Regions from separate parts of the Homo sapiens genome. Here region 2 is linked to region 1. A link is a loop called in an ENCODE intact Hi-C map of the cell type or tissue named here. Cell type or tissue: dorsolateral prefrontal cortex. All regions are shown on one strand. Links, peaks and the distances in the headings refer to the core of each region. The heading gives the core; the rest is flanking DNA.

The links. Hi-C counts contacts between places; a loop is a spot of excess contacts. Peaks named below come from ENCODE experiments on the same cell type or tissue, not always from the same donor. Only the 100,000 strongest peaks of a DNase experiment are listed, where the experiment ranks them.
Region 2: a loop joins it to region 1, with 6 times the contacts of the local background. A loop is called at or near these places in 56 of 110 quality-filtered maps.

The regions. Positions count from the first base shown.
Region 1 is chr20:39,261,231-39,276,795 of GRCh38, forward strand. No RefSeq gene overlaps it. Among named protein-coding and RNA genes, the nearest start is that of LINC01734, 44 kb to the left of the region's middle. RefSeq lists an enhancer at 8,150-8,650. In dorsolateral prefrontal cortex, for the core only: CTCF peaks have their summits at 7,892 (motif pointing right) and 8,101; a DNase peak (open chromatin) is centred at 7,901; H3K27ac peaks cover 328 bases.
Region 2 is chr20:40,962,161-40,977,725 of GRCh38, forward strand. No RefSeq gene overlaps it. Among named protein-coding and RNA genes, the nearest start is that of TOP1, 59 kb to the right of the region's middle. In dorsolateral prefrontal cortex, for the core only: CTCF peaks have their summits at 6,759 (motif pointing right) and 6,963; a DNase peak (open chromatin) is centred at 6,761; H3K4me3 peaks cover 885 bases.

The DNA.
Region 1 (15,565 bases), core at 4,200-12,199:
GACCTCCTTATTCATTTTTGACCTTCGCTTCTTTTGTTCTTGGGTCCCCACAGTCTCCTTGTTTTCCTTTTACCTCTCTGGTCACTTCTTAGTCACATTTGCAGGCTCTTCTCTCTTGGCCCAAGACCTTACATTTTGGGATGTTCCAGGGTTCTATTCTTTTCCTTCTTTCCACTCTGCACACTGTCCCTGTCTTAATTTGTCAACTACATTCTAAGAACCTCAAGTTTTTGTTCTGATAACTAAACCAGAGGTCCATTTGTTTGCTTAAAATCTCAAAACAAATATTTCCCTAATTTAATCAATATTTGGCCTGATGTCGGCTCTTCCTCTTCCCTTTTCTGTCTCAGTCAATGACCACCAAGCATTCATCCAATTGCTCTGGCTGAAATTTGCATAGCATTTTTAACTTTTCTGTCTATTTTTTTGAGACGGAGTCTCACCTTGTCACCCAGGCTGGAGTGCATGGTGCGATCTTGGCTCATTACAACCTCTGCCTCCCGGGTTCAAGCAACTGTCCTGCCTCAGCCACCTGAGTAGCTGGGATTACAGGCGCACGCCATCACACCTGGCTATTTTTTTTTTTGTGTGTCTTTAGTAGAGATGGGGTTTCACCATGTTGGCCAGGCTGGTCTTGAACTCCTCACCTTGTGATCCACCTGCCTCGGCCTCCCAAAGCGCTAGGATTACAGGCATGAACCACCGCACCCTGCCCAACTTTTCTGTCTCTTTTACCCACTCTATCTAAACAATCACCAAGTTATATGAATTCTATCTACTAAATCTCCCCTACTCTCAACCCCGTCCACTTTCGCACTCCTCCTGATGCCCCCTGGGTCTCAATTTCCATCATCTCCTTCTTGAATTCTTGCTACCAGTTTCTAATTGGTCTCTTGATTCCAGTCTTGTGGTCCTCTATACATTAGTTATGAACTATTTAAAGTATACAGAAAATTACAGATAATGGTAAAACAGACACTCATTCATCTACCACTTAGATTTAACAAACATTAGTATTTTGCCATATTTGGATTAACTAATTGAAAAATAAAATGTTACAAATACAGTTAAAGAGCCCCATTCTTTTCTTACACATCTTTCTATCCCAAAGATAACTACTGACAAGCTGGTGTATATCTTTTCTATGTTTTAAAAATTCATATGTAAATATATATCTACAATTTGCATGATTTAAATATTTAAAATTCATATAAGTTATACTGCATGTATAATTCTGAAAAAAATTAATATTATACCTTTGAGATTTATCGATGTTGATACGTAGAGCTCTGATTCATTCATTTGAGCTGCTATGCTAAACTGTAGTTATAATCTATACTTTCCTTATCAGTTTCCCTATCCCTGGTTGCATCCAGCCTTTCTCTGTTATAATAAACGCTTGAAGAGAAATCTGCACTCCCATGTTTATTGCAGCATTATTCACAATAGCCAAGATATGGAGCCAACCTAAGTGTCCATCAACAGATGAGTGAACAAAGAAAAGGTGGTACATATCCACAATGGAATACTATTCAGCCATAAAAAAAGAATGAAATTCTGCCATTCCTGGAAATGTAGATGAATGAAATAAGTCAGACACAGAAAGATAAATACCACATGTTCTCACTCATATGTAGGAGCTAAAAATGTTGGACTCATAGAAGCAAAGAGTAGAATTGTAGTTACTGGAGGTTGGGAAGGGTAGTGGGGAGGGAAGAAAAAGGAAGTTGGTTAATGGATGCAAAAATATAGCTAGATAGGAGGAATAAGTTCTATTGTTCCATAGCTCTGTAGGGTGACTATAGTTAACAATAATTTATTGTATATTTTTAAATAGCTAGAAGAGAGGGCTTTTAATGTTCTCAACACAAAGAAATGACAAGTGTTGGAGGTGATGAATTTGCTAATCACCACATATTGTATAGTGTATCCAAATATCACTCTGTATCCCATTAATATACACAGTTACTGTGTGTCAATTAAAAAGAAGGTTAAGAAACAAGCAAGCATGCTATGCCTTGGCAAAGAAATGTCTTAGATGACTCAGAAAGTAATCTGAGACTCAAAGATACACATGGAGAATTTAAACAAAGTTGTTCCATGTTGTGAAAAAAGTGCTGCAATAAACATACTTATTCAAGGATCCTTAAATATTTATGTGTTTCTCTCCTTTTCAGGGTTAGATCTTGTATAGTCTGTTCTCACATTGCTGTAAAGAAATACCTGAGACTGGGTAATTTATAAAGAAAAGAGGTTTAATTGGCTCATGATTCTGCAGGCTGTACGGGAAGCATGGTGCTGGCAGCTGCTCAGCTTCTGGAAAGTCCTCAAGAAACTTACAATCATGGCAGAAGGCAGAGGGGAAGCAAGGTGTCTCACATGGTGGGAGCACGAGCAAGAGAGAGAGGGGGAAGGTGCTACACACTTTTAAACAACCAGATCTCATGGTAACTCACTATCAGGAGAACAGCACCAAGGGGATGGTGATAAACCATTCATGAGAAACTGTCTCCCACCAGGGCCCACCTCCAATACTGGGGACTACAATTCCACATGAGACTTGGTGGGTCACGATCTAAACCGTATCAGATCTAAAATGAGAATAGTTGAGCATTATGCTATAAGCATCTGTCTTAGTCTGTTCAGGCTGCTATAACAAAATACTACAAAAAGGTGGCTTATAAACAGCAGAAGTTTCTTACAGTTCTGGCATCTAGGAAGTCCAAGATCAAGGAACTGGCAGATTTAGGGTGTGGTGAGGGTCCACTTTCTCATAGACAGTCTTCTTTCCACTCCAACTGCACATGGTGGAAGTGGTAAGGGGTCTGTCTTGGGTTTCTTTTATAAGAGCACTAATCCCATTTCTGAGGTTCCACCTCCATGACCTAATCACTTTCCAAAGTCTCCACATTCTCTTACCATCACCTTGGGGGATGAGGATTTCAACATATGACTTTGGGGGAACATAAATGTTCAGCTCACAGTGTATCTTTACCAGATTTTGCCATTTTTTTTACAACGGTTTTCATCAATTTATACTTCCATCAAGAGTTATCAGAATTTTCATTTTCTTACATTTTCACCGCAACTCACAAATACTTAAATATGAAGAGTGAGAAGTGGTACATCATTGTTTTAATTTGTGTTTAATTGTGTTTCATACGAGAAATAGAGCATCAGAGAAGGAACAAAATTTTTGACTTTCCAGGTTATGAGGACTACTTTGATTGAATTAAATGGGTAGGGCAGAAGTCTGCTGAGCAGGAGGGGCACACAAAGGGAGAACACAGTAGGAAGGGTTGAGGTGGGAGGAGCCTGCACTTGTGATCAGGACTTAGAATGTGTGACAAAAACTAGTGCTGCACATATCACCTGAGCTGAGACTGGGAACCTCTTCTGACTCATCCTCAGATGGAAATAACCCCAGTGACTGCTCCCTGCATCCCACAGAAAAGCCTGCTTCTGGTGCCTTCTGTTTCTGAGTTGTTTTACCTTGCAGCCTCTAGGTGGCGCACCTGAGTTCTAGCTGCTCAGGCCTGTGGAAAGCGCAGGGATGACTAACAGAAGAACTGGGAGTTATCCAAGAGCCGAGGTCCTAGGGTGAAGAGGTGCAGGGGAGCTCAAGCCAGTGTTTAGTAATAATTTTAAAACCCTAATTGCAAGGGGTGAAGCAGATTATAACAGTTACAGTGATGATATGAAGAGCAGTATAATACAGATTTTAATTAATTTTTCATTCAGCACATATTTGTTGAATGTCTGTTGTATGCTAGCAACTGTTGTAGGTGCTGGGCATGCAATTAGCAGTCAATAAAGCAAGACCCCTGCTTGCAGTCTAGTGGGGGAGGAAGATAGGCAATAAGGAAACAAAATGCTTGGATGCAAAGGACAGAGTAAGGCAAGTGGAGGAATTAGTGATATGGTAGACACACTAGGGGATGGTTTCCCAGAGCAGAGTTTTGCCATATGAAATAGGAGCCCACCTTGCAATCCAGCCAGTGGAGCAGGAATAGTAAAGAGAGGACTTTAGGGATTGGGGAAAAATGTGTGCCCAGACCCAGAAGTCTCAACCACAGGAAGGAGGGACTCAGGAAACTGTCTGGGAGTCACTGAATGTTGTCGGTTGTGAAGTGCAGGGAGATGAGGCCACAGAGGTGTTTAGGAGCCGGGTCATGGTTGGACAAGCTATGGGGTTGGAGCTTTATCCAGTGGTGATGGGAAAGCAGAGGGCGATTTTAAGTGAGTGGATTTGCCAGTAGCATCTTGGGGGATAAACTGGAAGCGGGGAGACTTAAGCTAGGGAGACTAGTGGGAGGCAGTGTGTGCAGCTGTCCAGGAGGTGTCAGGGAAGAGGTATGGGGCCTGAATCAGCTCAGTGTTACTGGAGATGAAGGAAAGGAGGTAGGTTTGACTGAATTTGGTGACCGACTGAACATGGCAGTGGGAGGGACAGGGAGGAGTCCTCAATGCCCTGGCCCCTGGCCTGAGTGACCATTCACATTGCCTGAGTGGCTCCCTTTGCCCTATGCATGTGTCTTCCTGACCCCAGAGTCATTTTTATTACTTTCAAGTGTGTAGAGTAACCAGAACTGAACTAATAAAGTGCAGCAGTTCTGCTTTAATGAGCAGAAAAGAGTAATTTGTAATTAGCATATACATTATTTGTACATAATGAGTGCTTCCAAAGTCCTTATGGGGTTGTTTGTCTTCCTAAGTATTTAAAACCCCACCTCCTCCCAACCATCTTGTTTATGCTGTTTATTTGTACTATCTGTTCTTAAAAATGCACCCACGTGCATATGTACACACTGACACATTCATTCGCCTGCAGCCATCTGTACATTGTCTGCAGCCAGAGAGGCACACATAGGAACACGCAGCTACCATTTCACTCATTTGTAAATGTAACCCCACACTTGCATGCACCAGCACAGATACACAAACACTCAGGTCTACACATAAAAATGCACATGCATGTGTACACACATGTACATGTACCTGTTCCCTTGTATATACACATGCCCAGGAAGTACACAGAACATGTACTTTCATAAGAAGCCACAGGTGCAAACTTGCATTTATAACTGTGCCCATGCACATACATGTGTATACACACAGGTCACAGGCCTACATGCACACATGTTCAAACAGATACATAAATCTGGGAGGAATTGGGGCTTCAATTGGTCTCTTTCTCCTCAAGTACTGATGATGTAAAGCTTTTTATGATTTTGGTCTTGTCCAAAGATTTGAGGTTTTGGAGTCTTCGTCTTCTTGTTCAAAGCATCTTGTTCTTGTGTGGATCAGCTACTGTTAGCTAATGTTACCTATCTGTTACCCTGCTGGAAAGCTGGATTTATGAATGATCCCTAAAATAAAGGTCCTATGTGTACCACAGCAATAGGCCTAAATGAGTAGCTGAGAGGTGAACTTTTGCCGCCTTGGGACCAGGCCTCTGCTGGGGCAATAAGCAGTAAATAACTGTAGCTAGTACCATTATTTTTGGGCCCTTACACAAAAAACTCTGCATAGTGATAAGGTAGACTGAAAACAAGCAGCTTCTGAGTAGTAATTGTGTACCAGGATTTCTCATCTACATTGCCACATGGACTTACTCTATAGCATTTTGAGGTCAGAATAATTATCCTTATATTACAGATAAGAAAACTGAGGCTCAACGAAATGAAAGCATTTGCTCACGGCTGCACAAACATGGGTTTGAACCCAGGAGAATCTCTTGCATTATTTAATCTCTTCTCCTTAGCTCACCACCCTCTACCCTGCTGGGTCCCCCAAACACAGGGTCTGCTGGAGCAGATATGAGACAAGGACAGAGCTGGTGATAGTCTTTGGTGCCTCTGAACTTGCATGAGGTGTTTCTGCATGGTTGAAGAGCAATGATGAGATGCTCCATTCACCCAAGGGTCAGAGGTGGTCTTTCCTGGGGAAAACATGACTCAGCTTTTCTGACCTTGTGGTTCGCTTTTGACATGACTCCAGAGAAGGTGCTGGTAAAGCCATCGTTTCTCTGAGGATTTGAGTAGATACCACACCTCAGCTCCAAAAATTAGGTTCGCAACAATTTACAATAAGATATATACCCTAGGTGAACAAGCAAAGGACCAGGACTCCTTTATCGTGTTAGAAATGTCATAGTTCCTAAAATGTCTAAGCTGTATGGTTGGTCACCTGCCATTCATTGGCCAAGCATTGTGCTTAGATGAACCTGGGCATAGGAAAAGTTGAAGGAGACATCCAGGCCACTTTTGGTTTACATTACTGGAAACATTTTAAAGACAAAAAATCATGCAGATGTTTTTATAGCTATTATTTTATTTTAGCCTTAAAACACTCATGAGGAAAGTAATGTTAATAACAATAATGGTGACAACAGCTGACTTTTATCGAATAGTTACTATCAACCAGGTCCCACAATACTCTCAATGTGCTAAGTGCTTCACGTGCAATAGTCTATTCAATTCTCACAACAACCCAATGAAGTTTGAGTCCTACAGTGGGTTATTACTGCTCCATTTTCCTGTTGAAAAATAAAGAATCAGTGAGGTAAAGTGACAGGGGCAGCATCTGCGGTAGAATCCAGGTCTCCTGACTCTTCAGACTGATCTCATGTCCTAGTACCATCCAGGGTCAGAGACTGCAAGGGCAGGTGGAATAAGGTTAGGGTGCTGGGAACAATATGCTGGTGTGTACTCCAGCCTCTGTGGCCCTAAAACTGTCACAAGTGATGGTTTCCAACCAAGTCAATTGGGTGTCTGACTTTCATCCTGGGACCAGGAAAGTGGGGCTTCACGACTGCCTTGATGGTACTGGTTTGTTTTACAGTGTTTGCCAGTTTCTGTGGTGTAAATACTTACACTATGTCTGATTTCAAGCTAGCAACTGTTTAGCAATTGGGAGAGAAGGATAGAGGGAGAAGGGAAGAGAGAGAGGCATTTGCTTACATCATGTCTGATTTCAAGCTAGCAACCGTTTAGTGATTGGGAGAGAAGGATAGAGGGAGAAGGGAAAGGAGAGAGGCATATGTAACAACTGCATATTTAACAGTTGGCTTTCTGGCTCCTCCAGCCGACTGCTTGGGCCCAACACCCTAGCAATTAACCTTTTGCTACTCCTGGGCTCCAAGGAGGCCAGGCCGTGGGAACAGAGCACCAGAAGGATATTTCAAGGCAGTTTCTCCATTGCCTCAGCCTGGATGAGGCTGATAGTGTTTTACTTCTTCCTTTGCCTCCCTCAGGGAGAAAACAAAGAGTGGATCCCAGAAAGGCCAGGGCCTCTAATCTCTCAGTACAAGTCTTTGAAAGGAGAGGAAGGGAGCTGGGTCTACCGCAGAGAGCTGGCAAGGCTGGGTCTCTGGAGGCTGGGGCCAGGGGCTCCGCGTGTGGAGTATGGAGCAGAGCCGGTGGGCTGGGAGGAAACGACTGGCGGAAGGCCTCCTGGACCCTCTATCCTGTCTTCATAACTCCCACACAGATTAATGAGCCTCAGGATGCCCTTGGTTTTGGCCAGCCATGCTTGGGGCCTCCCCAAAATAGACAGGACGCCCAGTGCCTCTTGCTATTGTCCCAGCTATTGTCTTTATGAGCCTCCTGGGTTCAGGGATCACATCCTAACTCTTCCTGTTCGTGCTTAATCACCATCCGGATGGATGGACACTTGCAGACAGACTGGGGGCAATGCAGACTCAGGGAAGCCAGTACTGTGTGCGTGTGGAGAGATCTGGCCCCACCGTGTCCATGGCTGAAAAGGGAGAAATGGGGCCATGGTGGAGCTTTTGCAAAGACTCAGCGCTCCTTTCTTGGCTGAGGCTGGCTGAGGGGGCCACCAGGCTCAGAGCTGGTGCCCTGGGGTAGGGCAGTGTATGGGGCAGAGTCAGCCACTAGGGGGCAGGCCCCGACAGCAGGTGGGCCAGGCAAAACCCTGTCAATGCTCAAAAGGATGGTGGGAGGACTGACAGCCACAAAAACTGACCCGCTTGGGGTCTTGGGGCCCCCTCCAGGGTCTGGTCAGCTCCAGAGAGAACCAACACCCAGGGGAGTCTGGGAAGCAAGGACAGCAGTGATGGGAAGCTATCCGTAGATTCCCTGTATCATCCTAGTCTGGGGTGATGGAACTGTGATGAGCCGCATCTGCGTCTGGATGGGGATGGGCACGTGGCTTCCCCCTGCTGTGGAAGATGCAAGGAGCAGGAAGAACAGTGACAGAGAAGGACAGGCCTGGGGATAGGGTCAGGAGCTGGCAGCTGCAGCCCCAGCACAAAAGCCAGATGCAGGAACCCTGGCTTGGGGTATACAAGCCCCTGAAGGGGCCTTTTTGGTTTGTATCCTCCTGGGCCTGCCTGGCCAGGCCAGCTTCCTGTTAGCCTAGCAAAGCTGAGATTTGTCAGCTACTCCAAAGCAGTCCCTGCCCTTCCTGCTCTTGACTCTGCAGTATTTTGCCTTGGTTGATTCTGGCAGCTTGTGAGCCCTCTGAGCCTGCTGCCTGCCCCGGATGAAGCTGTCTGAGGTTCAGCTGAGCTGTCTGAAAGCCAGAGAAGCTTAGGATTTACCCTGAGGGAAAAAGACTGGGATGCACCCACTACTGGGAGGCCTGATAGACCCAGTGACCTATGGCAAACCATTTATTCTATTCAGCCATTCTCCCATCCATCCATCCCCTCCATCCATCTAGCCCCTCATCCATCCATCCTTCCATCAACTCACCCACCCAGCCACCCACCTACCCAGCTACTCATTTATCTACCCTGCCATGTATCCCTCCATCCTTTTCCATCCATCTGCCCATCCTTCCCCATTCATCCATTTATCAATCCATCTATTTTCCATCCATCCATTAATCTATTCTATCAGTATATGTCATTGAAACTTCCTCTGTGCCAGGCTCTCTTTTGGGTCCTGAGAATGCAGCAGTTCACATGACAGAAAAAGTTTCTGGATCATAAGAGCTAAATTTGAATGGCAATGTCCCAGTGACAAGCCAAATCACTCACTATGACATAAGGATGGAAATTGATGGCTCAGCTCTTAATCCATCGAGGCAGCAAACTCCCTACACCTCTTGCCCTGATACATACAGATATATTTACAATATGTATGAAGGCACCCCAAAATATGCATACCTGTGTATGCTCACATTGCATCCCCTTGGATAGCAACATGTCTTCAGGATAATTTGTGTACACATACCACCATACCCGAATGTATAACTATCTAAATACGTGCATGTGCATGGACATAAATTCACATATGCACACATGTACGTATAGGCACACAAGGCACTTACACATATTTGCACATATACATACATGTGCACATATACATACTTGTATATGTGCACCAGGAACACACAGGTGCACACACACACACACACACCTGTGCACAGCTACTCAGGCACATTGGCATATGCACTTTAACTTCATACAAATATATACACTTGGGTACAGTTTGGATCTGTATGCATATAAGATACATGTGCTCACATATGCACCTATCCATGCACACAGGTTGCATGTACATGAGCCTACACATGTGCATGTAAATACTCCCTCTGACTTTGACCTTTCACCAAAACCCCCGAACCCTACCATTTCCCCATTCTGTCCTGGGGAATTATCCATATCTCTGACAAGAGAATGGGTTACTAATGCAGCCACAGAGCTGTTTTGACACTTTTGATGAATAACATTCAATACTATTAATTGGAACAATTGCTTTTCATTTAACTAAATCATGGGAATTGCTAAACTAAATTGAAACGGAATGTGATTTTGCTTCGCACTGCTTTAATATGGGCCTCTAAATGTCTTCTCTCTGAAGGATTAGTAACTTAATCACCCACCAGTGATAACTGCTTCCCAGGCTCAGCCGGGAGGCTTCCTGCTCAGCAGCAGCCTGGCTGGTGAGGAACTGGGGGCCCAATGGCAACTACTCTGCCCCTTGCTTCCTCTCCCTGCATTATTCATCGTGGGGGAACACGGTTCTCTCCCTTCTCTGAGTCCAGCAGGACCCTCAGAGACAATTTCCATTTTCCCTGGGCTCTGCCTGTCTGCGTCCTGTCGAGGAGCTCTCATTCCAGGATCCTGGATGTGGGCGTGGATTCTGTCTCTGAGCTTCTCTGAGCCTTGCTGGAACACTTCGTCCTGAGAACACTGGCTCTGGAATCCTGGGGCCACGTATACCCTGAGGGCAGCCCAGTGCCTGGCTTAGCTTCCAGGGGCAAGTTGATGTGGGCCAGAAATGTTCCCTGCACTGCCTGGGGGAGCAGGGAAGGCCCCAGCCAGCTGGGCTGTTGCAGGGTGACCAACTGTTCTGGTTTGCCTGGGACTGAGGGGTTTCCAGGACATGGAACTTTTCAGGGCTAAAACTGGAAAGTCCCTGGCAAATCAGAACAGCTGATCATCCTAACTGTGGTGTCATCTGTGCCTCCAGCTAGAAATCATGTTTAACATTTATTGAGTGCTTACTGTGTGCTAGGTGCTTGACATACATTATTTAAATGTTGTGACAATGTTATGGGGATATGTTCTATTAACATATTCATTGTATAAGTGAGAAAACTAAGACTCAGTTATTTTTTAATCTTATCTATGTCCTCACAGGTGTGGACACAACAATAACAACAAGGATAACAAGGATAATAGGAGCTAATTTTATAAGAGCTTGCTCTGTGATAAGCACTTCTGCTAAAGGCTCAATGTGCATCCTACAGCAATCTTGAAGTTAGGTACCATTTTTGCTGTTCCTTCACAGAAGTGAAGGTTATTGCTAGTGAGTGCTAGACTGTGATTCTAGACCTAGCAGCGTCTCCCACCAGCCTCTACTGTGTTGGCTTGCCTGTTAGGCTACATGGGGCCTCCCAAGTCCTTTTCCTCTGGGTGGTCTAAGGAGACCCAGGCTACAGGATTCTGGAGGGTGAGGTCCTTAGCAAATTGAGTTGCTGAGCTTAGTGTGGCCTCTTCTAGGTACAGCTTCTGTCCTTGGGTGTGCAAAGGAGACATGGCCACTCCCTGAATAGGGATTTCAGGGACAGCCACCCCACCCCTTTCCACTGACACGGTTCCTGACACTGGGTCCTCTGAGTGGATTTGGCATGTGATTGTGGGGCCTGTGAGTTCTTATAAAGCCAGGTTCTTGCCTGCTTCTGCTGATCTAGGACTTGTTTGGACTGCAGCAACTTGTTTGCCCTGCAGCATGGTAGGTTGCCGTATCTGCCTCTCCATCCTCTCCTCCTCCCCAGCCCCAAGGTTGTCAGGAAAAATTGCTAAATTTGGCTCTGAGTTGTCACTCCAAAATATTTACAGGAAGAGAAAGGAGCCTGCTTTAAGGGGGTCCTTATTGGACCACTCCTAAGGGTCAGGTACTGTATCAGGCATTTCGGTTTATGTTCTCATTTAATCCAACAACATCCCAACAGTTAGGAATTATTATTCCCATTTCACAGTTCAGAGGGCAAAGGTGCTGAAGGAGGCCCAAGTTCATGCACCTGGTCAGTGCTACACCACAGTTTAGGAATCAGACTGTTTATTCCACTGACTCAATTCTCTTCCTAGGCAGATACTGCCATTCTCTAAAGCGTAGCTACTTCCGACCTCCAAGTTTCTCTGTCTCTCTGGAGAGGGCTCAGTGTGCTCAGTGTGATGATGAAGCTTGCAGGCTCTGAAGACAAATGAATATGGCCTGATGCCTGGTGCTTCATGAGGCATTGGGTTGAGATCTGCTTGTCTGTTGGAGTCTTTATGTGTAAAATAGGGATTCACACAGTCCCGACTTGGTAGCCCTGTTGTGTTGGTTGCACAAAGAAGAGCTCAGCACAGGGCCTGGCACAGGGCAGGGGATTAATAAGTGGTTGCTGCTATTATCATGTTTATGATTTCTGGCAGTTTGAAAGGAGATTCTCTGGAGTTCAGTGCTGTAGATGTCAAGCCTTGCCTCCCCTCCACATCTACGCTGCCTGCGCCCTTGAGTTTCCTATTAACTTAATAGGCCTGGACGTAAAGGAGCCAGTTGTTCATGGGATCCCAGAGTCAATCAACAATCCACCCTTCACTGCTTCCATTTGGTAAAATCGATATGTGTTGATTGAACACTGAGTCTGCGCAGAGCCCTGAGGCTGCGCCTGAGGAGGATTCAACCTCTCGCTGTGCCAGGGAGTGTAACTAAGATAGCGTTCTCTACCTGGGATCCCTGGACCAGCACCATCGGTATCATCTGGGAACATGTTAAAAAAAGCAAATGGGCCTACCCTAAGGCCCATTGAATCAGACATTCTGGGGTTGGGCCCCAGGAATGTGTGTTTTCGCAAGTTCCCCATATCACTCTGAGGCACGCTAAGGTGGGAGAAGCATTGCTCCAAGAGACCAAAACGCAGCTGTCCTCTGACAAGGACCAGCTAAGCCTGTGGGAGCACAGAGGGAAGAGAGGAGGACCCAGCTGGGGAACCTCTGGGGAGTGGGGTGCCCTGACAAATTCTTTCTTCCTGCTCGGGCTTGGGAAGGGGAGGAGCCAGGGCTGCAGTGAGTCCGCCTGGCACCTTCGACCGATTAGACAAAGGTGCCTTTTCTTCTGCGAGGATGCAGCGCTGCCGGTGAGGGGTGCGTAGGCTGGGTTTTCATCTCATTTACCCTTCACCCACATATGCAAGGCCCAGGCAAAGTGTATGATAGGCCTGGGTGCATTTGACAGGGGAAGAGCCGACCATACCTGTCCTCTGACGGTGGGGGGTGGCTCCTGGAATGCTGAGCTAGCAACCATGGTGAGTCCCCCTACTGTGTGGACCCTTGCCAGGCCTCAGGCCTCAGCAGTCACTTACATAAAACAGGTGGTGAAGGCCAAAGCCTGGGGAGAAAGAGGATAATCAGAGTCAAGTCATGAAGACAGCATGCCATGGGCTGGAGGAGATGTCCCACCCTGAGCCACCACAGGAGAAAATAAAGCAAATGATTGACAGCCCCTAAATGTGCGGGTTCCTCTAGAGCACTGTCCTCCTGCCACAGACAAATCAGCTGGATTTTGATGCAAAAGTCAAACCAACCACCGAGTATGGCTGAGGAGGAAGAGAAGGCTGTTGCCCTCAGCCTGCCCCAGTCAGTGCCACACAGTTAGCCTTTTACTTCCTTCTCCTTTCCTCCCTCTCTCCCTGGGGACCCTCTCAGACCACTCTCCCAAGGCCAGCTGGCCTCATTCCCATCCTCCCAACATAGGCTACCTTGGACTTCACCACCTCTAGATTTTGGCCTGCAGGAGCACCGCTCTCCACTGAGAGCACTTGCTGTCTCCCTTACACACCTGTTCTTGGTGGCCAGTGGCTCCTCCCTTCTCCTTGGCAGGTGTCCTAGGTTTTGTCTTCTGTTGGTTTCATGGAACACTGCCTTAATTGTTCCTGGGGCTTTAATGGGACCCTGTCCTCTTCTACATTCTTCTCTCTCCCAGAAGGTGACTTCTTGTAGGTAGGGGGTACTTGAGTCTCCTCCTCTGTTCCCCTTTTGTCCCCCAGACTGGGAACTTTTTATAGCAAAGTTAAGTCTCTCCCTGTCTCTGAACCAGTTCTCCACTCCAACATTTGCTACCACAAGTTTTGGACAAAGTAGAGGGAGAGGGAGCCCACCCAAGTCCAGCTCCAGGGGCCCCTAGACCTGCTTTGTTGGCCCTGTCTATGTCCCAGGTACCACAATTGTGGCAGGTCACTCTGGAGGGACTAGCTATCCTACAGCCCCAGACAATGGTCTGGGTTCTCGTTCCCTATCTCCTACCCCTCACCCCATATACACCCCGTATACCCACACAGCATGGGAGGTCACTAAAACTCATCACTCTCCCTGGAGGAAGCCTGAAGGGCAGCTGGACTAAGTGCCTCCATCCAACACCCTTGGAGGTTCACACTTATTTCTGTTGTCTCCATACCAACAGTGCATCAACTCTCATCTTTTCTGGCCCAAAGTTGGATAAAGCCCCAGCTCAAGTTCTCTTTTGTAGACTGGCAATAGAGTTGAGAAATGTAAAGAAGACGGATACTAAAAGATGAAGAAGTAGAACTTCCAGGAGAAGGAAGTTCTTAGGCAGTTCGTGGATGGGGCTCTAGCTAGGTGTAGTGAAGTTAGAAATGTGTACTTTCTAAGTCAGACAATTCTGAGTGTCTTGTATTTACTTTCATGTTTCTCAGTGATCTCTAACATTTGGTCCATATCTCACATCCTTGCCCTTCTCCAGAAATTTTCTTCTTTGATGTCGTAACTATTTTCTGGCTCCCAAAATCAGGTGAACCTGGGTACCATCTTCCCTGGGTCCTATGACCTCTCTTGCTGTGAGATGCCACTCTTCTGCCTCTTCCCCACTCTCTGTCTCCATCTTCTCTTCTCTTTTATTGACATGTCCCAAGGGTGCTCTTCTATGTTCTTTGATCTCTCCCATCTGTCTTGTTCACCTAAGCTGTCCCTTTCGTCTCTGCACATAGCTCCCAAATTCCAATTCTTGCTTCTAAGAAGGACCCTTTGGAACTGAGAGCTCTATGGAGCTACCCTCCAGCATAATCAGTTGCCTAGAGACATTTTCAAATGTAGTCCCGGCGAGTATCTAAAATCTGACCTGCCTCCAACTAAACCCAATATCTTCCTTCTCACTAGCAGTAGCTTCCTGCCTCACTCTTTCTGCTAAAAAGTTTCACCCAGACTCGAAAATTAATGTGTTTCTTTCTTGTCCCTATTTTCTTCTAAAAATCTGATCGGTAAGTTCCAGAATTTCCCCACCGTGTCCTTTCCTCTCCTGTGGACTGAACCCCTCCCTGGCTCACACACTTGCCCCACTGAGGGCTTCCTCCCATTGGCAGCTTCTATGCCATTCATCCAAAACATGCTGCCTGCCAAACTTATCTTTTTATTGCCCAGCAAGGACCATGTCCCTCTGCTACTTAACAATATTCTAGAGCATTATGCCAACTTCTCCCTGAATCCTTTCATTTGGGAGGTTCCTATGAGTATAGAGCTTAGACTATAAGGCCAGTCAGACCTGGGTAAAATTCTGACTCTGCCATTAAGTGAGCCCATAGGAGAGTAAACACACAGCCCTTAATAAATATGATTTCCCTGATTTATTCAAGTACAAGTAAGTTTACTTTTACTTTTCATAATTTTATGTCTCATTCGTACTTCTCTTTTGGTATCCACTACTTTTTTGTATCTAGCTATTTTAGTATGTATTTTCTTTTTAAAATTAATTTCTTAAGCAGAACCTACTTAGATATTTTAAAATGCAATAAATATTATGTAGAAAATTAGAACATATTAACACATACGGCCTCAGTGGCCAAAGCTGTAATCAGATGTCAATTCATAGCTATTCATTCCTTTGCTCTTACCTGGACAGGAGACAGCTACTGACCATTAAAATCTATTGTCTCTTTCCTTCATTTTAATAGATGTGCTGGGTACATGGTTACTCAGCTACACTTTATTTTTTATTTTCCCTTGAAGTTAGATGTGATTGTGTGACTTATTTATTTACCATAGAATATGAGCAGAAATGCTTTGTGCCATCTCCCATATACCCCCTCTCAT
Region 2 (15,565 bases), core at 3,611-11,610, 1.7 Mb after region 1:
CTCTCCATGCTGATGCCAATCACAATCATGGCCACTACTTCCCATGCGCCCCTGGGTGCCAGGCTGCAGCTCCAAAGGTTGGAGTCACTCCATCCTCCCCAAAACTTAACGAGGCCAGGATTCTCATTCCCATTTCACAATGAAGACGCTGAGGCACAGCGATGTTAAATGACCTGTCCAAGGTCACAGGATAAAGTCATGGCAGAGCCAGGTCTCCACCTGATGGGCTGAAAACCGCACAAGGGCCAGGGTAGTGCCCAGCTTTGCTCCCACCTGGGCCCCACAGAGTGACAGCTCAGCAAGTGTGTGCTGGATGGGGAGACTGGTAGAGGGAGGGAAGGAAGGATGGACAGGTCAGCACAGCCGTGGAAGAGAATGGCTAAGAGGTGACACTCAGAGCCAAACTGCCAGGGCTCAAACCTCAGCTTTGCCACTTTTTACCTGCAAGTTTCTTAATTTGTCCCTACGTCAATTTTCTTATCTGAAAAATGCAGATAATAATAGTTCTTACTAGCTAGGGTTCTTAAGAGAAACAAGTGAGTTCATATGGAGCCTGGGACATGGTGGGTGCCCTACACTATTGTGGATTAGTGGAGGACAGGCAGGTCTAAAGCCGTGGACTGGCGGCAGCCCAACCACAAGGTGTCCTCATGAGGCCTCCAGTGAGGTCAGCCCCACCCTTGCACACTGAGAGTGAGCGCCTCCTGAGCACCTCGCTGGCCTCACCTAAATCCCTTCCAACCCTGGTCAGCCCATGACTTTCCATCTGGGCTTCCCCAGTCCCGCAGGGTCCAGTTGCCCCAACCCAGAGGACAGAGACGCTCAGACCAGCCCCGAAAGCGTCTCCAGCCTGGTAACAGTGAGCACCCCATCTCTGAGAGGTTAAAGCAGAGTGGGACGGCCACCTGGGGACCTGCAGACAGGCTTCTGGCTGGGAAGGAGACTGGAAGCCACTTTGAAGCTTTGTGCCGGCTGAGCATTACCGGCGCGAATGGCCACAGCGCCACCTGGTGGAAATATAAGAAATGACCTAAGGGGCCCCAGAGGGTGGAACACAAGCAGCATCCTCTCCGAGTGGGACAGGCCCCAGCCCAGGTGCTTCTCACAACAGGGGTACTTGGACATTCAACAAATAAATGAGGCCCCAATACCAAGCACTTTGGTGCGTTGTTTTCACGCGCTATACCATTTAATTCTAACAACACTCTAAGGAAGGCATCCTTACCCTTTTTACAAATAAAGACATTGAGCTCGGAGATGCAACGTTTATTTGACCAAGGTCACACAGCTAGCAGTGGCAGAGTCAGGATTTGAGCTCTCGAATTCTGACTCCACAGCCTGCCCTCCTAATTGCTAAGCCTTGGGGGATTCCATGAGAAAGAAAACCAGCACCCCTCCCCTGTCCCACCCCTTCGTTTCATGGAGCTTACACCTAGTCAGGGGAACAGACAGAAATCAGAAATTCACTGACTAGGTACCGTGTGTCAGGCACTGGGCTAAGTTCTAGCAATACCGTGGTGAAGAGGGTGGTCAGGGTCCCTGCTCAAATGAATCCTGTGGGGAAGAAGGACATTAACCAAATAATCACACAAATATGCGACTATAACGGGAGACGTAAAGGAAAGATTTGGGTTCTGAGACCCACTGACCAGGCACCTACTGCGCTGAAGCAGTAACATACTGAGCTGAGAGCTGAAAGGTGACCAGGACTTACCCAGGAAAAGACGCACTTATTCATTCTTTGACAAATGAAAGCACTGTGTGTTCCCCATGGTGTTTTCCTCTTTTGTTACAATAAATAAATAGACTGTATATACGCTATTGCAACTTGCATGTATAAATAATAGACTGTATATATGCTATTGCAACTTGCTTTCTAAGTCTACATAGTTTTTTGGTTCTTTGCATGGCAATACACAGAGATCATTTGTTTTAACTAAGGAGGCTGTCACACAACTGACATCTGCCTTATGCACCACGATGTATTTATCTGTGCCCCTGCTGATGACACTTGAGTTGTTTCCAAATTTTAACTCCTACAAACTGCTACAGCCACATCCTCCAAGTCCATAGTCTCTCAAAGTGCATGCATATGAGTTCCCCTGTGGTAAGTGCCCATGTTCCCTTTAATACTTGTCAACATCATTTTGCTGGAGAAGAGAAGAAAAAAAAATTTTTTTTTTTTTTTTGAGATGGAGTCTCACTCTGTCACCCAGGCTGGAATACAGGGGCGTGATCTCGGCTCACTGCAACCTCCACCTCCCGGGTTCTGGCGAATCTCCTGCCTCAGCCTCCTGAGTAGCTGGGATTACAGGCACACGCCACCATGCCCAGCTAATTTTTGTATTTTTGGTAGAGATGGGATTTCACCCTATTGGCCAGGCTGGTCTCAAACTCCTGACCTCAAGTGATCTGCCCACCTCAACCTCCCAAAGTGCTAGGATTACAGGCACGAGCCAGTGCACCTGGCCAAAAATAATTTTCTATTACTAATAAGTTTATACAAAAACAAATTCATTCACTAGTTCATTTACCCCAGCTGAAGCCAAGTTAAGGATCTAAAACACATTTGCCAAAATGCTTCCCACTTTTCTATAGGCCTTATTCTTTCTTCGGTTTTCTTTTATAATTTTTCTAAGACACTACTTCTTAAGAGATACATGTAAAGGGTTCTAAATTTCATTTCTTAAAAAAATCACCTGTCTCATAAACATTTTGCATTCCTAATTTCAGGATTTCAGCTGACCACTCCATGGCCTTCAGGCTGGCTCATCTGAGGGTTAGTGGCACCTCCATAGTTACACCATATAACTTGCAGACACATACCTTCTTACAGATAGGTGAGGACTGGGAGGAATGGCCTACATTTCTTTTTTTTTTTTTCAACTTTTATTTTAAGTTCGGGGTACATATGCAGGATGTGCAGGCCTGTTACGTAGGTAAACGAGTGCCATGGTGGTTTGTTGCACAGATCATCCCATCACCTAGGATTAAGCCCAGTATCCATTAGCTATTCCTCCTGATGCTCTCCCTCCCCCCACCCCATCGCATAGGCCCTAGTGTGTGTTGTTTCCCCCCAAGGTGTCCATGTGTTCTCATCATTCAGCTTCCATGTATAAGTGAGAACATGCGGTGTTTGGCTTTCTGTTCCTGTGTTAGTTTGCTGAGGATAATGGCCTCCAGCTTCATCCATGTCCCTGCAAAGGACGTGATCTCGTTCCTTTTTATGGCTGCATAGTATTCCTTGGTGTATATGTACCTCATGTCTTTGCTGTTGTGAAGAGTGCTGCAATGAACATACGTGTGCATGGTCTCTTTATAATAGAATGATTTCTATTCCTTTGGGTATATACCCAGTAATGGGATGGCTGGGCCAAATGGTATTTCTGCCTCTAGGTCTTTGAGGAATTGCCACGCTGTCTTCCACAATGGTTGAACTAATTTACATTCCCACTAACAGTGTAAAAGCATTCCTTTTTCTCTGCAATCTCGCCAGCATCTGTTGTTTTTTTACTTTTTAATAATAGCCAGAATGATTTAAGTCGATATCCAAGGGTGGACCAGTTCCCATGTTTCCCAGCCTGTGAGGAGTCTCCTGTGAAAATCTGAGCTAGCCAGCACTATATTTCCCATCGATGCCCATCATGTGTTATGGCCCCTGACCTGGGCTGCAGGTGCCCGAGTAAACTGAAGGTTTCCAGGGTGTCAGGTCTAGAGGAGACATCGTCAGCACTGACCTTGAGGCCTGTGAAGCCCATGGTGGTCTCTTTGGAGGAGGATGAGGGTTAGGGCAGGGTGGCTGCCCAGTTCCCAATAACAGCCCTTTTTCTGGAATTGCCCTTGATTCTCAGAACTATGGTGAACCTGGCCAGTGCTAGGATAGTGAAAGGCAAAAGGGACTCTATGGCCCAAACTTGCCACCATCTCTACCAAATTTATTCTCTGGGCCCTCTCTATTGTCCACTTTGTCAGGAGCTGAGATGAGCTGAGCTAAACAGGGTGGAACTGAAAGTCGAGACCCCAAGAGAGGAGGCATCTGATCCAACAGCAGTTCCGAAATCTGCCACCAGGTAACAGCAGAGCTCCTGCTCTGTCTCTGGTCTCTCACTGGCATGGGGTCCCCTGGGACTCTGATCTGCACCCAGGCTTGGCCTTGAGGGTCCTCTGCTTGTCTCAACTCTGCAATTCATTGTGAGCCTCCAGTCCCCATCAAAAAGCACCACTAGCAGGATAAGATTCTGTGGTCTGTTGGGGCACAGGGACTGTCTTGTGCCCCCTGGAAGTCTGTTTCCAAAGGATCCTGTTCATTTCACAGGAGGCCTAGGGCAGGGCTACCAGGCAGCTCTGGAAAACCCAGGAGACAACACAGGGCAGCTCAGGTTGCCACTAGAGAGAGGATTCTAGAGCCCAATAAAGTGTCCCTGCTGCTGTCCCCTCATCTGTGGCCACAAGGCCTTGAACCCCGACTCAGATTCACTCCCTGCAGCCACAGGCCTGAGCCCAGCCCAGCCTGGTAAGCCGTATTCTGAAATTGTTAAAGAAAAAGATGAAGGCCTGAGGGCTCGCAGTCTGGGGCCATGTGCCAAGCCCTGCCTTCTCCCGTGCCCATCATTCCAAGCAGCTCTGACCTCACTGAACTCAAACAAGGACTCCACACCCCAACACCCAATGTACCAGCACAGGAGTCTCCCTGTAAGGCCCCAGATTTCTGGATGAGCATAGACCCATCTGATGGCCCCTAGGAGGCTGTTTGTGGCCTGAGTTCTGGTTTGGCACCCTATCCATGATCAGGGCGGACCAGCCTAGGTGGGAAAATGAGACCTGGAGAGGTTGGAGACCCTGCCCAAAGCCTGGGGCCTGAAACCTGAGGTCTGGCAGGTTCCTGGCTCCACACTCTCACAGCTCCCTGTGACAATCCCTTCATTGCGCACATCACAATTATAATTCCGTGATGCATATGCTTGCATGGCCTTTTAATGTCCTGCTACCCGCGTGACCTGTAAGCCCCATGAAAGAAGGGACTATGTTCACTCCTGTAACCCCTTGCAACTAGTGCAATGCCTGGCACACAGTAGATGCTCAGAAAATAACTGGAATAAGTAAAATAATAAAGGGACATCCTCCTAAAGGAGACCTTAAGACATTTATAAAATGTTTTACAATTTACAAAGCACCCCCCACAGTTTTCCAGTTTCATTCTCCCCACCACCCCGTGAAATAGGTACTATTAGGCTGGGTGCAGTGGCTCACACCTGTAATCCCAGAACTTTGGGAGGCTGAGTGGGTGGATCACCTGAGGTCAGGAGTTCGAGACCAGCCTGGCCAACATGGTGAAACCCCGTCTCTACTAAAAATACAAAAATTAGCCAGCCATGGTGGTGGAAGCCTGTAATCCCAGCTACTCTGGAGGCTGAGGCTGGAGAATCGCTTGAACCCGGGAGGTGGAGGTTGCAGTGAGCCAAGATCGTGCCATTTCACTCTAGCCTGGGCAACAAGAGCGAGACTCTGTCTCAGGAAAAAAAAAAAAAGAGAGAGAGAGAGAGAAATAGGTACTATTATTGCCCACATAATGCAGTGTACTCATTTCCTATCTCTGCAACAACGAATTAACACACACAGTGGCTAAAACAACACAAGTTTATTTTCTGACTGGAGGTCAGATGTCCAACCCAGGCCCTATGGGCTAAAATCAAGGTGTCAGCAGGGCTGTGTTCCTTCTGGGAGCTCTCAGGAAAATCTATCTCCTTCCTTTCTCCAGCTTCCAGAGACCACCCATGTTTCTTGGCTCATAGTCACTTCCTCTAGCGTCGAAGCCAGCAATGTCACATCTCTCTTACTGAAGCCAGAAGAGGTTCTCTGTATTTAAGGATGCCTGTGATTAGGTTAGGCCTACCTGCATAATCCGGGATAATCATACATTCCAGACATTAGGATACACACATCTTTTTTTTTTTTTTTTTTTTTTTTTTTTTGGTGGTGGTGAGCGGGGAGAGATGTTATCCTGCCTAACACACAGAGATTCACAGAGATTCATAAACGGAGAGGTGAATTAACCAGCCCACCTCGCCCAGCTTGTGACTGAAGTGAGATTTAAAGCCAACATTTTGGGGCTACAGAATCTGAGCTCTTTCTCCCCTTTTCCAGAGCCAGAAGGGAAGGACACAGGGGCCCAGTCTCCATACAGTAAATACACATTTTATTTTATTTTATTTTATTTCATTTTTTGAGACAGGGTCGCACTCTGACCCCCAGGCTAGAGTGCAGTGGTACAATCACAGCTCACTGCGGCCTCAACCTCTGTGGCTCAAGTAATCCTCTCACCTCAGCCTCCTGAGTAGCTGAGACTACAGGAACACACCACCACACCTGGCTAATTTTTTTTTATTTTTTTGTAGAGACAGGGTCTCACTTTGTTGCCAACACTGGTCTTGAATTCCTGGGCTCAAGCACTCCTCCTGCCTTAGCCTCTCAAAGTGCTGGGATCACAGGTGTGAGCCACTGTGCCAGCCCACACTTTTATTTATGATTAAAGAGAAAGAAAAAAAAAAAGATGCGCTTGTCTGGAGGGTGAGGCCGTGTGGGAAAACTTTTTATTTGCTTGCCTTTATTATCATTACTTTAACGGTGTATTTAATAAATACAACGTTTTCAGCTAGAGGGAAAAAGGAATTAACCCAAGTCATTGGTTGAGTATGAAGGCATGGAGCCCCCACGGCCCTCCTCGCTGCAATTAAGCAAATGGCCAGCAGATGGCGGGGCATGCTCACAGCAGGGCCTTGCTCTCCGGACCATCTCTTTTACGGGCCGCCGAGCAAAGGTCTTTCTTTTCTCTTCTTCAAAACCCACTCTACAAGGAAATCTTCAGAAACATTCCAGCAGGCAAGACAAGGGCATAAAGGCCAGGGGGTCCCCCAGCCTCAGGACAGCAAGTGTGGGGACGTGCCCTACTGCATGCCCCATCCCCTGAGCCAGGAACAAAGACCAGAGGTCAAGCCGGCAGCAGTTGAGGAAGAGGGTCAGGCGTGGCTGTGTGTCCCGAATTGGTGGGTTCTTGGTCTCACTGACTTCAAGAATGAAGCCGCGGACCCTTGCGGTGAGTGTTACAGTTCTTAAAGGCGGCGTGTCCGGAGTTTGTTCCTTCTGATGTTCGGATGTGTTTGGAGTTTCTTCCTTCTGGTGGGTTCGTGGTCTCGCTGGCTCAGGAAAGAAGCTGCAGACCTTCGCGGTGAGTGTTACAGCTCTTAAGGCGGCACGTCTGGAGTTGTTCGTTCCTCTCGGTGGGTTCGTGGTCTCACTGGCTTCAGGAGTGAAGCTGCAGACCTTTGCGGTGAGTGTTACAGCTCATAAAGGCAGTGTGGACCCAAAGAGTGAGCAGCAGCAAGATTTATTGCAAAGAGTGAAAAAACAAAGCTTCCACAGTGTGGAAGGGGACCTGAGTGGGTTGCCACTGCTGGCTCAGGCAGCCTGCTTTTAGCTGCAGGGCAGCGGAAGGCAGGATCAGCTGGGTTACAGGACACTTAGGATGACCGGACACTTTACACGCTTTTACACACATTTATCATTACATCTCCTCTTCCTTGTGGCCCAGTATGGCACCTGGCATCAAAAATACTGAACTGGCTGGGAAGATGGTTGGTAGCAATGCCAGCGCAGTTTTTGAACCCCTCCAAATTTCTACATAAAAATAAGCAGGTCAGGTCAGGCGCAATGGCTCACACCTGTGATCCCAGCACTTTGGGAGGCCGAGGCAGGCAGATCACCTGAGGTTAGGAGTTTGAGACCAGCCTCGCCAACATGGCGAAACTCCATCTCTACTAAAAATACAAAAATTAACTGGGAATGGTGATGCACGCCTGTAATCCCAGCTACTTGGGGGGCTGAGGCAGGAGAATCCCTTGAACCCGGGAGGTGGAGGTTGCAGTGAGCTGAGATCGCACCACTGCACTCCAGCCTGGGCAACAGAGTGAGACTCTGTCTCAAAAATAAAAAATAAAAATAAGCAGGTCAGATTAGCAAAAGCAAAACCTACAGACAATGTTCGCTTAAAATTAGATGATAAGGTATCCCCATGAACACCAAAACACAAGCGGGGAAGCACAGCCCTCCCATAGCCACCTACATGTCATCAGGTCCCCCTACGTTCCCCCAGGGAGGCTTCCTTGGTTTAGATTCTGGCCCTTGGTGCCCCATCCAGCAGCCAACAGAGGGAAACAAGGAGCCCTCTGATGGACTTAAGAACAGGAGAATCCCAAAAGAGCCAGCAGGTATTCACGAGGAAGCAAGGAGGGACAACTGGAGACAGCAGCAGAAGCTGGGAGGGTCTCGCCCAGTCCGGGAGCAGGTGAGAGTCAGCAAGGACTAAGGGACTGCAGCGGTAGAGCCTTGAGAACCCTCAACACTGACCCACTTGGCTTCCCTTCCAGGACAGGATCACATAGCACTGAGCATGGAATCAAAATGGAGCAGGATCTGGACAATCAAAAGGAAGGAAGGAGAAGGCCAGGCGTGGTGGCTCATGCCTGTAATCTCAACACTTTGAGAGGCCGAGGCAGGCAGATCACTTGAGGTCAGGAGTTCAAGACCAGCGTGGCCAATGTGGTGAAACCCTGTCTGTATTAAAAAAAACAAAAATTAGCCAGGTGTGGTGACAGGTGCCTGTAATCCCAGATACTTGGGAGGCTAAGGCAAGAGAATCGCTTGAACCAGGGAGGCAGAGGTTGCAGTGGGCTGAGATTTTGCCATTGCATTCCAACCTGGGTGACAGAACGAGTCTCTGACTTAAAAAAAAAAAAAAAAGGAGAAAATTCAGATAGAAGCAGAGGGAGGAAATTAAGTCAAGGAACCTCAGGAAGCAAGCCATCACATTTTTGCACATGAAAACCACAGGAGAGGGTACTCTTGAAGTTGGAAACGCCATTCTGATCATCTCTTTCTTCAAGTTTGGGAACACTAATTCCACATAAAAACTAACAATGGAAAAGTCTTGAGGCCAAATCCCATGCAAAGTTAATTTAAGCAAAAGGAGAATAGGGAGCAAAATGACATTCCCACAAACAGAAAAGGCATGCCAGCAGGACATATCTCGGAAGAGATCAAAACTGTAACCTTCTATTTTAAAATGACCTAAAATTTCAATTATGCACAATGTGAAAGAACAACATAACTGAGAATTAGAAACTCATATAAATAAGGTGACACAAATCAGAAAAGAATTAAAAACTTAAGAAAAAAAATTTCAGGAATGAAGACTAGAAGGAACATAAGAGCAAACTGATGCAACTTTAAGATAATGCCTTAAAAGAAAAAGGTGAAAAGGAAGAAATATTTTAAATCAGTAGGAAATGAACGCTATTTTCTAAAATCGTCTAGAGAAAGTGGCAAATATTGAAATTAGGCAAAGAAGTTCCAACGTATCAATAATAAGAGTTCTTGAAGAAGAAAACCAAAGCAAGAGGACAAGTAATAAAAACAAAATCAAGAGAACTTACTGAAATTTTTAAAAATTGAAGTTACATATTGAAAGCACATACTGCATACCTGAAAATATCAACTCAGAATAATCAGACATATTCAAATAAAATTACAGACTTTGAGAAAAGTGGGGTGGTGAGGGGAGAATCCTTCAGCATCTATGTAAATAATTGACTTATAAGGAAAAATCAATTATTATCAGACTTCTCAAGAGCAATGCTTTATACCAAAAGAAAGATGTTACATGTTTAAGATGTTCAAAAACAAAGAATATGTTAATAATTTTATGTCCAGCAAAACTGACTTGAAAGTATAATGGGCAGAGGCAAATTGTTATTAGCATGAAATAGAGGATATTGTTCTCATGGGCTCTTCCTGTAAACGTCTTAGATCAAAAGCTTCAGACAAGCAAAATGACTAGGAAGACAAAAAATGAAATTTAAAAAACTGGTAATGAACGTTAAACATATAGTTACTTATGCAACTAAGACTAAATGAGAATTGTAAAGGAGAAAATATAGCAGGTAATGGCTATACACCCTGACAATGTAGCTACAAGACCACTTTTTTTATTTTTAATTTTTGTGGGTACATAGTGGTTTGGTTTTGTTTTGTTTTGTTTTTGTTTTTGTTTTTGTTTTTGTTTTTGTTTTGAGACAGAGTTTCACTCTGTTGCCCAGGCGGTTGTGCAGTGGCGCAATCTCAGCTCGCTGCAACCTCTGCCTCCTGGGCTTAAGGGATCCTCCTGCCAAAGCTCCCAAGCTGGGACCACAGGTGCACACCACCATGCCCAGCTTATTTTTTAAGGTTTTTTTGTGTAGAGACAAGGTCTCACTATATTGCAGGCTGGTCTCGAACTCCTGGGCTCACGTAATGCTCCTGCCTTGGCCTCTCAAAGTGCTGGGATTACAGGCGTGAGCCACTGCACCGGGCCATAAGTGTATATATTAATATTTGTGGCTTACAGAGATATTTTGATAGAGGCACACAATGTGTAATCGTCAGATCAGGGTAAATGGAGTATCCATCACCTCAAGCGTTTATCCTTTGTGTTACAAACAATCCAATTACTCTTTTAGTTATTTTTAAATGTACAACTATTTTTTATGATAGTCACCCTGTTGTGCTAGCAAATAGTAGGTCTTATTCATTCTTCCTAATTTTTTGTACCCATTAACCATCCTTCTACTCTGTGTCTCCATGAATTCAATCATCTTAATGTTTAGCTCCTACAAATAAGCAAAAACATGCAGTCTTTTTTTTTTTTTTTTTTTTTTTTTTTTTTGCAGCAGAGTCTCTCACTGTGTTGCCAGGCTGGAGTACAATGGCATAATCTTGGCTCACTGCAACCTCCGCCTCCCAGGCTTCAGCGGTTCTCCTGCCTCAGCCTCCAGAGTAGCTGGGATTACAGGCACGCGCTCCTGAACCCAACTAGTTTTTTTTTATTTTTAGTAGAGATGGGGTTTCACCATGTTGCCCAGGCTGGTCTTGAACTCTTAACCTCAAATGATCCAAATGATCCACTTTGGAAGCCTCGGCCTTCCAAAGTGCTGGGATTACAGGCATGAGCCACCGCACCTAGCCCGAAGTTTGTCTTTCTGTGCCTAGCTTATTTCACTTAACATAATGACTTCCAGTTCCAACCATGTTGTTGCAAATGACAGGATACCATTCTTTTTATGACTGAATAGTATTCCATTGTGTATATGCACCACATTTTCTTTATCCACTCATCTGTTGATGGATTGCTTCCAAATCTTGACTATTGTGAATAGTGCTGCAGTAAACATGAGAGTGCAAATATCTCTTTGATATACTGATTTCCTTTGTTTTGGGTATATACCCAGCAGTGGGATTGCTGGATTGTACGGTAGCTCTATTTTTAGTTTTTTGAGGAACCTCCAACTTGTTCTCCATAGTGGTTGTACTAATTAACATTCCCACCAGCAGTGTACAAGAGTTCCCTTTTCTCCACATCCTCACCAGCATTTGTTATTCCCTGTCTTTGGGATAAAAGCCATTTTAACTGGGGTGACATGATAACTCATTGTAGTTTTGATTGGCATTTCTCTAATGATCAATGACTTTGAGCACCTTTTCATATACCTGTGTGCTATTTATATGTCTTCATTTGGGAAATGTCTATTCAGATATTTTGCCCATTTTTAATAGAATTATTAGGTTTTTTCCTATAGAGTTATTTGAGCTCCTTATATATTCTGTTATTAGTCCCTTGTCAGATGGGTAGTTTGCCAATATTTTCTCCCATTCTATGGGAGGTTTTTTGAGGGTTTTTTTTATCATGAAGGCTGTTGAATTTTATCAAATGGTTTTTCAGCATCAATTGAAATGATCTTATGATTTTTGTCCTTCATTCTGTGATTCTATGATTCTATGGGTTGTCTATGATTCTATGGGATTCTATGATTCTGTGATTCTGTGGGTTTCTCTTCACTTGTTGATTGTTTCCTTTGCTGTGTAGAAGTTTTTTTTAACTTGGTGTGATCCCATTTGTCCATTTTTGCTTTAGTTGCCTGTGCTTGTGGGTTATTATTACTCAAGAAATCCTTTACCTCTCCAATGTCCTGGAGGGTTTCCTCAGTGTTTTCTTTTTGTGGTTTCATAGTTTGAGGTCTTACATTTAAGTCTTTAATCAATTTGGATTTGATTTTTCTATGTGGTGAAAGATAGGAGTCTAGTATCATTCTCCTGCATGTGGATATCCACTTTTCCCAGCACCATTTATTGAAGAGAATGTCCTTTCCCCAATGTATGTTATTGGTACCTTTGCCAAAAATGAGTTCACCCTAGATATATGGATTCATTCGGGAGTTCTCTATTCTGCTCTACTAGTGCATGTGTCTGTTTTTATGCCAGTACTATGCTGTTTTGGTTCCTATAGCTATGTAATATAATTTGAAGGCAGGTAATGTGATTCTTCCAGTTTTGTTCTTTTCGCTCAGGATCGCTTTGGCTATTCTGGGTCTTTTGTGGTTCCATATAAATTTTAGGATTGTTTATTCTATTTCTGTGAAGAATGTCATTGGTGTTTTGATAGGGATTGCATTGAATCTGTAGATTCCTTTGGGTAGTAAGGACATTTTAACAATATTGATTCTTCTAATCCATGAATATGAAATATCTTTCCATTTCCTTGTGTCCTCTTCAGTTTCTTTCACCACTGTTTTATCATTTTAATTGTAGAGATCTTTCACCTCTTTGGTTAAGTTAATTCCCAGGTATTTTATTTTATTCGTGGCAATTGTAAATGGGATTAATTTCTTGAATTCTTTTTCAGGTTGTTCGCTGTTGGCAAATAGAAATGGTACTGACTTTGGTATGTTGTTTTTGTATCCTGCAGCCTTATTGAATTTGTTTATCAGTTCTAATAATTTTTTGGTGGAGTCATTGGATTTTTTCAAATATAAAGATTATATAATCTGAAAACAAAGATAATCTGAATTCTTTCTTTCCAATTTCGATGCCCTTTATTTCTTTCTCCTGTCTGATTGTTCTAGATAGGATTTCCAGTACTATGTTGAATAACAGTGATGAAAGTGGCCATCCTTGTAGTGCTTCAGATCCTAGAGGAAAAGCTTTCAGTTTTTCCCCATTCAGTATGGTACTAGCTATGGGTCTGTTGTATATGGGTTTTATTATGTTGAGGTATGTCCTTCTATACCCAGGTTTTTTGAGGGTTTTTATCATGAAGGGCTGTTGAATTTTATCAAATGCTTTTTCAGCATCAATTGAAATGATCTTATGATTTTTGTCCTTCATTCTGTGACATGATGTACCACATTGATTTATTTGCATATGTTCAACCATCTTTGCATCACTGGGATAAATCCTACTTAGTCATAAGGAATGATCTTTTTAATGTGTTGTTCAATTTTGGTTGCTAGTATTTTGTTGAGGATTTTTGCATTAAAATTCATCAGGGATATTGGCCTGTAGTTTTTGTTTTTTGTTGTTGTTGTTTGTTTGTTTGTTTTGATGTGTCTTTGTCTGGTTTTGCTATCAGGGTAATTCTGGCCACATAGAATAAGTTTGGAAGTATTCCTCCCTCCTCTATTTTTTGGAAGAGTTTGAGTAGGATTGGTATTAGTTCTTCTTTAAATGTTTTGTAGAATTTAGCAGTGAAGCCATCTGGTCCCAGGATTTTCTGTGCTGGGAGACTTTTTACTACAGCTTCTATTTCATTACTCATTACTTGTCCATTCAGGTTTTGTTTTTTGTTTTTTGTTTTTGTTTTTGTTTTGAGACAGAGTCTCGCTCTGTCACCCAGGCTGGAGTACAGTGGCATGATCTCAGCTCACTGCAAGCTCCCCCTCCCAGGTTCACGCCATTCTCCTTCCTCAGCCTCCTGAGTAGCTGGGACTACAGGTGCCCGCCACCACACCCAGCAAATTTTTTGCATTTTTAGTAGAGATGGGGTTTCACCGTGTTAGCCAGGATGGTCTCAATCTCCTGACCTCATGATCCGCCCACCTTGGCCTCCCAAAATGCTGGGATTACAGGCATGAGCCACCGTGCCTGGCCAGGTTTTGGATCCTCATGATTCAATCTTGGTAGGTTGTATGTATCTAGAAATTTATCCATTTCTTCTAGATTTTCTAACTTATTAGCATATATTTGCTCATACTAGCCATTAATTATCCTTTGAATTTCTGCAGTATCAGTTGTAGTATTTCCTTTCTCATCTCTGATTTTATTTCTTTGTCTTCTCTCTTTTATTCTTCAATTGTCTGTCTAAAGGTTTGTCAATTTTGTTTATCTTTCAAAAAAACTTTGTTTTGTTGATCTTTTGTATTGTTTTTTGTTTGTTTCAATTTCATTTATTTCTGTTCTGATTGTTAATATTTCCTTTCTTCTACTAATTTTGGGTTTGGTTTGCTTTTGCTTTTCCAGTTCTTTAAGATGTATCATTAAATTGTTTATTTGAAATTTTTCTTCTTTTTTGATGTAGGTGCTTGTAACTATAAATTTCCCTCTTGGTACTGCTTTCACTGTATCCCATAGATTTTGGTATGTTATGTTTCCATTATCATTTGTTTCAAGAAATTTTCTGATTTCCTCTTTAATTTCATCATTGACCCACTGGTTATTCACGAGAATATTGTTAATTTCCATGTGTTTGTATAGTTTCCAAAATTCCTCTTGTTATTGATTTCTAGTTTTATTCCATTGTGGTCAAAAAGATACTTGATATATTTTTCAAATTTTTTTAATGTTTTAAGATTTGTTTTGTGATCTAACATATGGTATATCATTGAGAATGATCCATGTGCTGAGGAAAAGAATGCATATTCTGCAGCTACTGGATGAAATGTTCTGTAAATATCTATTAAGTCCATTTGGTCTACTGTACAGATTAAGTTCAATGTTTCTTTGTTGATTTTTCTGTCTGGAAGATCTGTCCAGTGCTAAAAGTGGGATGTGGAAGTCTCCAGCTGTTATTGTATTGGAGTCTATCTCTCTCTTTAGGTCTAATAGTATTTGGTTTATATATCTGAGTGCTCCAATGTTGGGTGCATGTATATTTACAATTGTTATATCCTCTTACTGCATTAACTCATTTATCATTATATAGTGACCTTATTTGTCTCTTCTTATAGTTTTTGTCCTGAAGTCTATTTTGTGTGATATAAGTATAGTGACTCCTGCTCTTTTTTTGGTTTAAGAGGCATGGAATATTATTTTCCATCCCTTTATTTTCAGTCTGTGTGTGAAGTATGTTTCTTGTAGGCAACAGATCATTGGGTCTTATTTTTTTAATTCATTCAGCCACTCTGTGTCTTTTGATTAGAGAATTTAGTCCATTTATATTTAATGTTATTGATAAGTAATGGCTTACTCCTGCTATTTTGTCATTTTTGTTCTGTGGTCTTCTCTTCCTTCTTTCCTTTTTTTTCTGTCTTCATTTTAGTGAAGGTGATTTTCTCTGGTGATATGATTTAATTTCTTGCTTTTTATTTTTTGTGTATGCATTGTATGCTTTTGATTTGAGGTTACCATGAGGCTTGCAAATACTATCTTATCACCCATCATTTTAAGCTGATAGCAATTTCATAGTGCTTGCATAAACTAATAA